2 separate regions of the Homo sapiens genome follow, and region 2 is linked to region 1. The links are chromatin contacts, found by Hi-C or POLR2A ChIA-PET in ENCODE. All regions are on one chromosome and are shown on one strand. Each heading gives the region's core, a stretch centred on a gene start or an enhancer-like site at or near the end of the contact. The rest is flanking DNA. Distances are from core to core; before and after follow the strand shown. Region 1 holds the start of FGF22 (fibroblast growth factor 22). Region 2 overlaps PALM (paralemmin).

The links. A loop is a pair of places that touch in the nucleus more often than their neighbours do. ChIA-PET counts read pairs that join two places held with the same protein, here RNA polymerase II (POLR2A). Pooled maps may share reads with other maps.
Region 2: a pooled map shows a loop between it and region 1 (4-fold over the local background). The contact joins the enhancer-like site here to the promoter of FGF22 in region 1. A Hi-C loop is called at or near these places in 9 of 50 pooled maps. POLR2A ChIA-PET finds 5 or more read pairs at or near these places in 4 of 52 experiments (H1, HEK293, common myeloid progenitor, CD34-positive and 1 more).

Annotation. Positions count from the first base shown.
Region 1 is chr19:638,230-641,497 of GRCh38, reverse strand. It overlaps FGF22 (fibroblast growth factor 22), which reads right to left and starts at 1,619. Exons shown (of 3, transcript NM_020637.2): 1 at 1,359-1,619. The coding sequence starts at 1,572. It overlaps LOC105372234 (a long non-coding RNA gene), which reads right to left. Exons shown (of 2, transcript XR_936226.2): 2 at 3,192-3,268. RefSeq lists a silencer at 1,447-1,936 and an enhancer at 2,278-3,003.
Region 2 is chr19:732,698-735,965 of GRCh38, reverse strand. It overlaps PALM (paralemmin), which reads right to left. Exons shown (of 9, transcript NM_002579.3): 6 at 1,772-1,793. Among named protein-coding and RNA genes, the nearest start is that of MISP, 17 kb to the left of the region's middle. RefSeq lists an enhancer at 1,612-1,661. Within about 2 kb of position 1,790, at least 7 of the 41 ENCODE cell types and tissues checked have a DNase peak (open chromatin) inside an H3K27ac peak, as active enhancers do.

The DNA.
Region 1 (3,268 bases), core at 370-2,869:
CTTCACGTCATTCTCCTGCCTCAGCCTCCCGAGTAGCTGGGACTACAGGCGCCCGCCACCACACCCGGCTAATTTTTGTATTTTTGGTAGAGACGGGGTTTCACCGTGTTAGCCGGGATGGTCTCGATCTCCTGACCTCGTGATCTGCCCGCCTCGGCCTCCCAAAGTGCTGGGATTACCGACGTGAGCCACTGCACCCGGCCAACCGTTCACTGTTCTGTGCACCCACCTGCGCCCTTGTTCACGTGTCTAACTGCTGCGCGCCTCTGCTCTGGGAGCCCCAGGAGGGTGGGCGTCTCTGTCACCACTGGGTCCCCCATGCGGAGCACAGCACCCACAAGGTGCCCGATTAGTGACCAGCGAATGCACGAAGGGCAGGAGAGCCCTCAGCTAGCCCTCACCCCCATCACCGTCCAGCTGGGGAAACCGAGGCTTGGAGAGAGGCAGAGACTGTTCCAGGTCAGGCAGCGGAGCCAGGCCTCTGCCCCGGCCCGAGGCCACCCCGCCTGGCCATGCCCGCCATGGATGGACCGGCCCAGCCAGTCCCCTGTCCGCCCTCGTCACGTGCGGCCTAATGAGGGCCTTGGCGCCCAGATGAAAGCGGTGGGAAGGACAGGGGGTGATTACCTGCCCTGATGGTGGTGATTCAGGCGGCAGCCAGCGGGCCCGGGCCCCCTTCCCAGTGCCCCCCGCCCGGCGGGGACACCGACTCCCCTGGCCTCCAGGTACCCACATCCCCTGCTGTGCCCAGCCTCTCCTCTTGCTCCTGACATTCCACAAACACTGAGGGCCTACCTCAGTGTGCTCGGCAGACCCTGGGGACAGAGACGCCCGCTCCGTGACGTCCTGGGCCCTGTGGGGACCCAGCTCCGCCACCCCTGTCAGTGTGACCCTGGGCAGGTCCCATCCCTTCTGTGTGCCTCCTTGTCCTCACCTGCCAGATGGGGTGTCTGGGAAGAAGCAGAGGGGGCCCCGACTCAGGCAGCCCTGACTGGATTCTGTGATGTCAGGAGTCCGGAGGTCAGCCCCCCGCCGCTTCCGCCATGCAGCTGGGCCTGCCCCAGCCCCTCTGGAGCCTCAGTTTCCCACCTGCAGATGGGTGGCCCCACCCACAGGGTTGTACCACACGGACGCTTCTCTGCCCCTGAGCCGGGTCCGCCGCTGCAGCCTTCGCTTTAACAGTGCAACCCTCCCACCAGGCAGGCTGCACCCATCTCACAGACCACGGAAACTGAGGCCGAGGCTGCACAGAGGAGCCTCCGGGACTCCCCCGCGGGCGCAGGTCACCGTGAAGACGGCGGCCGCGTTGCCGTCACCCGCCGCCTCCCCACCCCAGGCCCCCGCCGCCCCGCACTCACTGTCCTGGCCGTGGCGCCAGCGGGTGCCCTGCACGCGGCCGCCGGGATCCACGCGCAGGAAGAAGTGAGTGGAGGAGAAGAGGCGCCGCCAGCGCACGTCGCCCTCCAGGTGCGGGTAGCTGCGCGGTCCCCGCGACGCGCTCGGGGTTCCCGCGGCGTCCGGCGCCCGCGCCAGCAGCAGCCAGGCCAGGCCCAGCCACAGGCGGCGGCGCATGACCCGGCACCCGGTTCGCTGCGCGCTCGTCGCTCCCGGGCGTCCGCGGCTCTGCCTTCGCGCGGCGGGGCCAATGGGGCGCCTCGGGGGCGGGGCCGGGTTCGCTGGGGCGGGGACGCCGGCCAATGGGGTGCCTCGGGGCGGGGGCGGGGTCCACTTGGGCGGGACCAGGCTAGGGCGCCGGCCAATGGGACGTCTCGGGGGCGGGGGCCAGGTGCACAGGGGCGCGGCCGTGCGGGACTCCGCGCTCGGCCTCCGCGCGTTTGTTGTTTGTCTCGCGGGGCGTGTCCGTGAGTCAGCCGAGTCCCCGGGCGGGCTAGGACCTCGGGTTGCGGGGGCGGGAGTGTGAGACGCGGGCCGCAGAGACCTGGAGGGAGACAGAGACCCGGAGGGAGACAGAGACAGAAAGACGGCGGCAGTCAAGAGACACAAGGAAGATGACCGGGAGAGACGAGAGAGACACAGAGACAGAGAGGGGCAGAGGCGGAGATGCTTGGGGACAGAGATGGACACGGGAGGTCCTGCCGCGTGCGTCAGCCGTGGGACCAGCCAGGCTCCGGGGCATGCCCTCGTGGGACTTCTCTCCCCGCAAATTGTAGTTTCCCGAAAGCCAGGCCCACAAGGGTGTGGGAATGCGCGGGTGGGTGGGCAGGTGACGACTGGGGACGTGTGTTTGGGCAGGTAGGTGGGCAGGAGGGAGGATAGCCACGTAGACCTGTCGGTGGCCGGCTGGCGGGGCACGTCGGAGGCGGCAGGAATGGGGCGGCCCCATTCGCACCCACACTTGCTCCTCCCTTAGAGCCATACCCCAGGCCCCACGGGGAACCACCCAGCAAGGCGGCTGGCCCCCACCCTTCCTCTGCCTGCCCCATGCGCTGGGCCCCAAAAGGTGAGCACAGTGACCCTCACAGACTCACAGCCAAGTGGAGGCATTGACAACTGGGGAAACCGAGGCCTGAGAGGGGCGGCGACCTCCGCTGTGGGGACACAGCTCCCAGCAGCCCAGTCCTGGCCCTGCGGCCACAGCCCCAGGTGGCACCCACCTTTAAATAGCACCAGGCTGAAGACATGGCGACCAGCCTGTCCTGCCGGGGAGCCCTCTGGAGGGATAACCGGTCTGGCTGGACGCTGGGATGCCTTCTTGGTGGCTCAGGCATCTCCTGACCCTCTCTTCCTGGCTTAGGCGGGTCACACAGAGGGTGTGGCAGGTGCCACAGTCTCAGGGACAGGGGTCCCCATGGCTGAGGTCCAGCCTGGCCTGGCTTCCCACACTAGAGCCCTGTGGCCAACACCCCAAGCTTCGGTTCCGCCTCTGTAAAATGGGCCAGTAAAGAGACGTCTGGAGGAAGACAATGAGACCCTCCACGGAGCACGCTGGGCAGAGGGCGCGGCACCAGACACTGAAGAAATGTCCACCGCCTTCTCGCCAGCAGGAGCCCAGGTCTTCCCTTCTTAGAGTGTCCGCCCCCCACCGCGGAAGGGTGATCTGAGGGCCTTGTGAGAAATGATGGGGATGGGACCCACAGCGGTGAGACTGGCCCCACCCCAGGCGTCTGAGTTTCTTTAATGACACCTCGGAAACATCACTCATATACCACACAATTCACCCACTTACACTGTACAGTTCAGTGATTTTATTTTATTATTATTTCTTTGAGACGGAGTCTGGCTCTGTCACCCAGACTGGAGTGCAGTG
Region 2 (3,268 bases), core at 541-3,040, 94 kb before region 1:
TGGACCCCCCAGACAGCCCAACGCCCCTTCACAGAAGTGCATCCGGACTCCCACATGCACCTGGGCCTTTGACACCCAGACCCCACCCAGACACAGGAACCTGGGCCCCCAGACACCCAGACAGGCACCTGGGCCCTCAGACACACAGATCCCACCCAGACACCCGGACACAGGCACCTGGGCCCCCAGACACCCAGACAGGCACCTGGGCCCTCAGACACACGGATCCCACCCAGACACCCAGACACAGGAACCTGGGCCCCCAGACACCCAGACAGGCACCTGGGCCCTCAGACACACGGATCCCACCCAGACACCCGGACACAGGCACCTGGGCCCCCAGACACCCAGACAGGCACCTGGGCCCTCAGACACACGGATCCCACCCAGACACCCAGACACAGGAACCTGGGCCCCCAGACACCCAGACAGGCACCTGGGCCCTCAGACACACAGATCCCACCCAGACACCCGGACACAGGCACCTGGGCCCCCAGACATCCAGACAGGCACCTGGGCCCTCAGACACACGGATCCCATCCAGACACCCGGACACAGGAACCTGGGCCCCCAGACATCCAGACAGGCACCTGGGCCCTCAGACACACAGATCCCACCCAGACACCCGGACACAGGCACCTGTGGGCCCCCAGACATCCAGACAAGCACCTGGGCCCCCAGACACACAGACCCCACCGAGACACCCAAACACAGGCACCTGGGCCCCCAGACACACAGACCCCACCCAGACACCAGGACACAGGCACCTGGGCCCCCAGACACACAGACCCCACCCAGACACCAGGACACAGGCACCTGGGCCCCCAGACACAGGCCCCGCACAGACACAGGCACCTGGACCCCCACCGCAACCCCTAGAAAATCCCACAGGCAGCCTCACAGTTCATTCCTCATCCTCAGCCCAGTGATTTTCACAAAATCCCTGAGAGGCCTGTCTGGATTTTTTTAATGATTAATTTTTAATTCTACAGTAAGACAAGAAGACACTCTCCTTATGAATAATTAACACACAACAAACCAGGCCAGAAGCACTTCAGACGCCAGCGTCAATCCCGGCTGGTGGCTGTCCCGCTATCGATACAGAAGCGGACACGTTCCGTGAAATGCAGTTTACAGACAGGGTCTCGCTCTGTCGCCCAGGCTGGGGTGCAGTGGTGCGATCACAGCTCAACCTCCTGGGCTCAAGTGATCCTCCCACCTCAGCCTCCCGAGCAGCTGGGACTACAGGCGTGCAGCACACACGGCTAATTTTTGTATTTTTAGTAGAGACGGGGTTTCACTATGTTGGCCAGGCTGGTCTTGAACTCCTGACCTCAAGGGATCCACCTGTCTCAGCCTCCCAGAGCGCTGGGGTTACAGGTCTGAGCCACTGGGCCTGGCCGGCGGCTAATTTTTTTATGTTTGGCAGAGACAGGGTCTCCCTGTGTTGCCCAGCATGCTCTTGAACTCCTGGGCTCAAGCGATCGATCCTCCTGCCTCAGCCTCCCAAAGTGCTGGGATTACAGGCATGAGCCACCACACCCGGCTAATTGTCTTTGCATTTTTTCAGTAGACACTGAGTTTCGCCATGTTGGTCAGGCTGGTCTCGAACTCCTGACCTCAGGAGATCTACCCGCCTCGGCCTCCCAAAGTGCTGGGATCACAGGCGTGAGGCACCGAGCAACTTTGTAGCTTCACTCCCCGCCCTGCCATCCCCTCTCTGGCCACCAGAGTGCGCCGAGGCCCCACGAGTTCCTTCCAGAGGTCCTACCTTTGGGCGTGCCCACCGGCGTCTGCAAGAAAGAAGAGAGAAGGGTCAGGGGCGTCAGCATCCCCGGGAAGAGGAAGGGGAGCCATGGGGTCAGGAGCCTGGGGAGGGCATGGCACAGTGGGTGACGTCATACGCACCCGCTTCTCATCCTATCCTCTTGGGACTCTGGCCAGAAACACAGAGGTCATCTTTCTTTTTTCTTTTTATTGAGATGGAGTTTCGCTCTTGTCGCCCAGGCCGGAGTGCAATGGGGCAATCTTGGCTCACTGCAACTTCCGCCTCCTGGGTTCAAGCGATTCTCGTGCCTCAGCCTCCCCAGTAGCTGGGGTTACAGGCCTGCGTCATCGCACCTGGCTAATTTTGTATTTTTAGTAGAGACGGGGTTTCTCCATGTTGGCCAGGCTGGTTTCGATCCCCTGACCTCAGGTGATCCACCCACCTCGGCCTCCCAAAGTGCCGGGATTACAGGCTGAGCCACCACGTCCGCTCCATCTCATTTCTTCCCTCCCTCCCCACATACCCCCGCATCAGCGGCTCCCGCAGGCCACCCTGAATCCAGCCGGCTCCTCCGTGCCCCCTCCAGTCTCGTCCACTCCTGCTCTCAAGCGATCCTCCTCCCTTGGCCTCCTGGGAGCCACTGTGCGAGGCTCAGGGTCTAGTGTCGCCTGTCTGAACCCGTTCTGCCCTGCATGGTCAGACCCTGCACACAGGCCCCTCTCCCTGAACTGTGCCCTGGCATCCCTGGTCTTCTTGCTGTTTCTGGGACACACTCCTGTCTCAGGGCTGTGGTGTCTGATGCTCCCTCAGTGCACTCTTCCCTCATCACGTCACTGGGTGTGCCCGTCAGGAAGGCAGGGGCCGTGCATGTGTATTGCTGAGTCTCCCATGACAGCACTAGTCCATGCTCAAACAACCTTCAGGGAAAAGCACCTGGAGAACTCCTATTCAACCTTCAAAACCCACTTCCTTGGCTGGGCACGGTGGCTCATGCCTCTAATCCCAGCACTTTGGGAGGCCGAGGCGGGCGGATCACCTGAGGTCAGGAGTTCGAGACCAGCCTGACCAACATGGCCAAACCCTGTCTCTACTAAAAATACAAAATTAGCTGGGCGTGGTGGCGGGCGCCTGCAATCCCAGATACTTAGGAGGCTAAGGCAGGAGAATCACTTGAACCCAGGAGGTAGAGGTTGCTGAAATCGTGCCATTGCACTCCAGCCTGGGTAACAAGAGTGAAACTCTGTCTCAAAAAAAAAAACACAAAAAAACCACCCCACGTCCTCCAGGTCGCCTGCCCAGCCCTCCCACGAAACCCACATCCTCCAGGTCGCCTGCCCAGCCCTCCCACGAATGAGGCACTTCCTTGGGGATTCCACAGCGCCCTGGGCTTCCCACCTCTTCGGCCTGACCACCCTCCCTGGGTGGTCCCCAATACACGCCATCTTCCCACCTGACGTGAGCTCAGTGAGGTCCAGGACTGTGCCCAGAACCAGGTTTTTT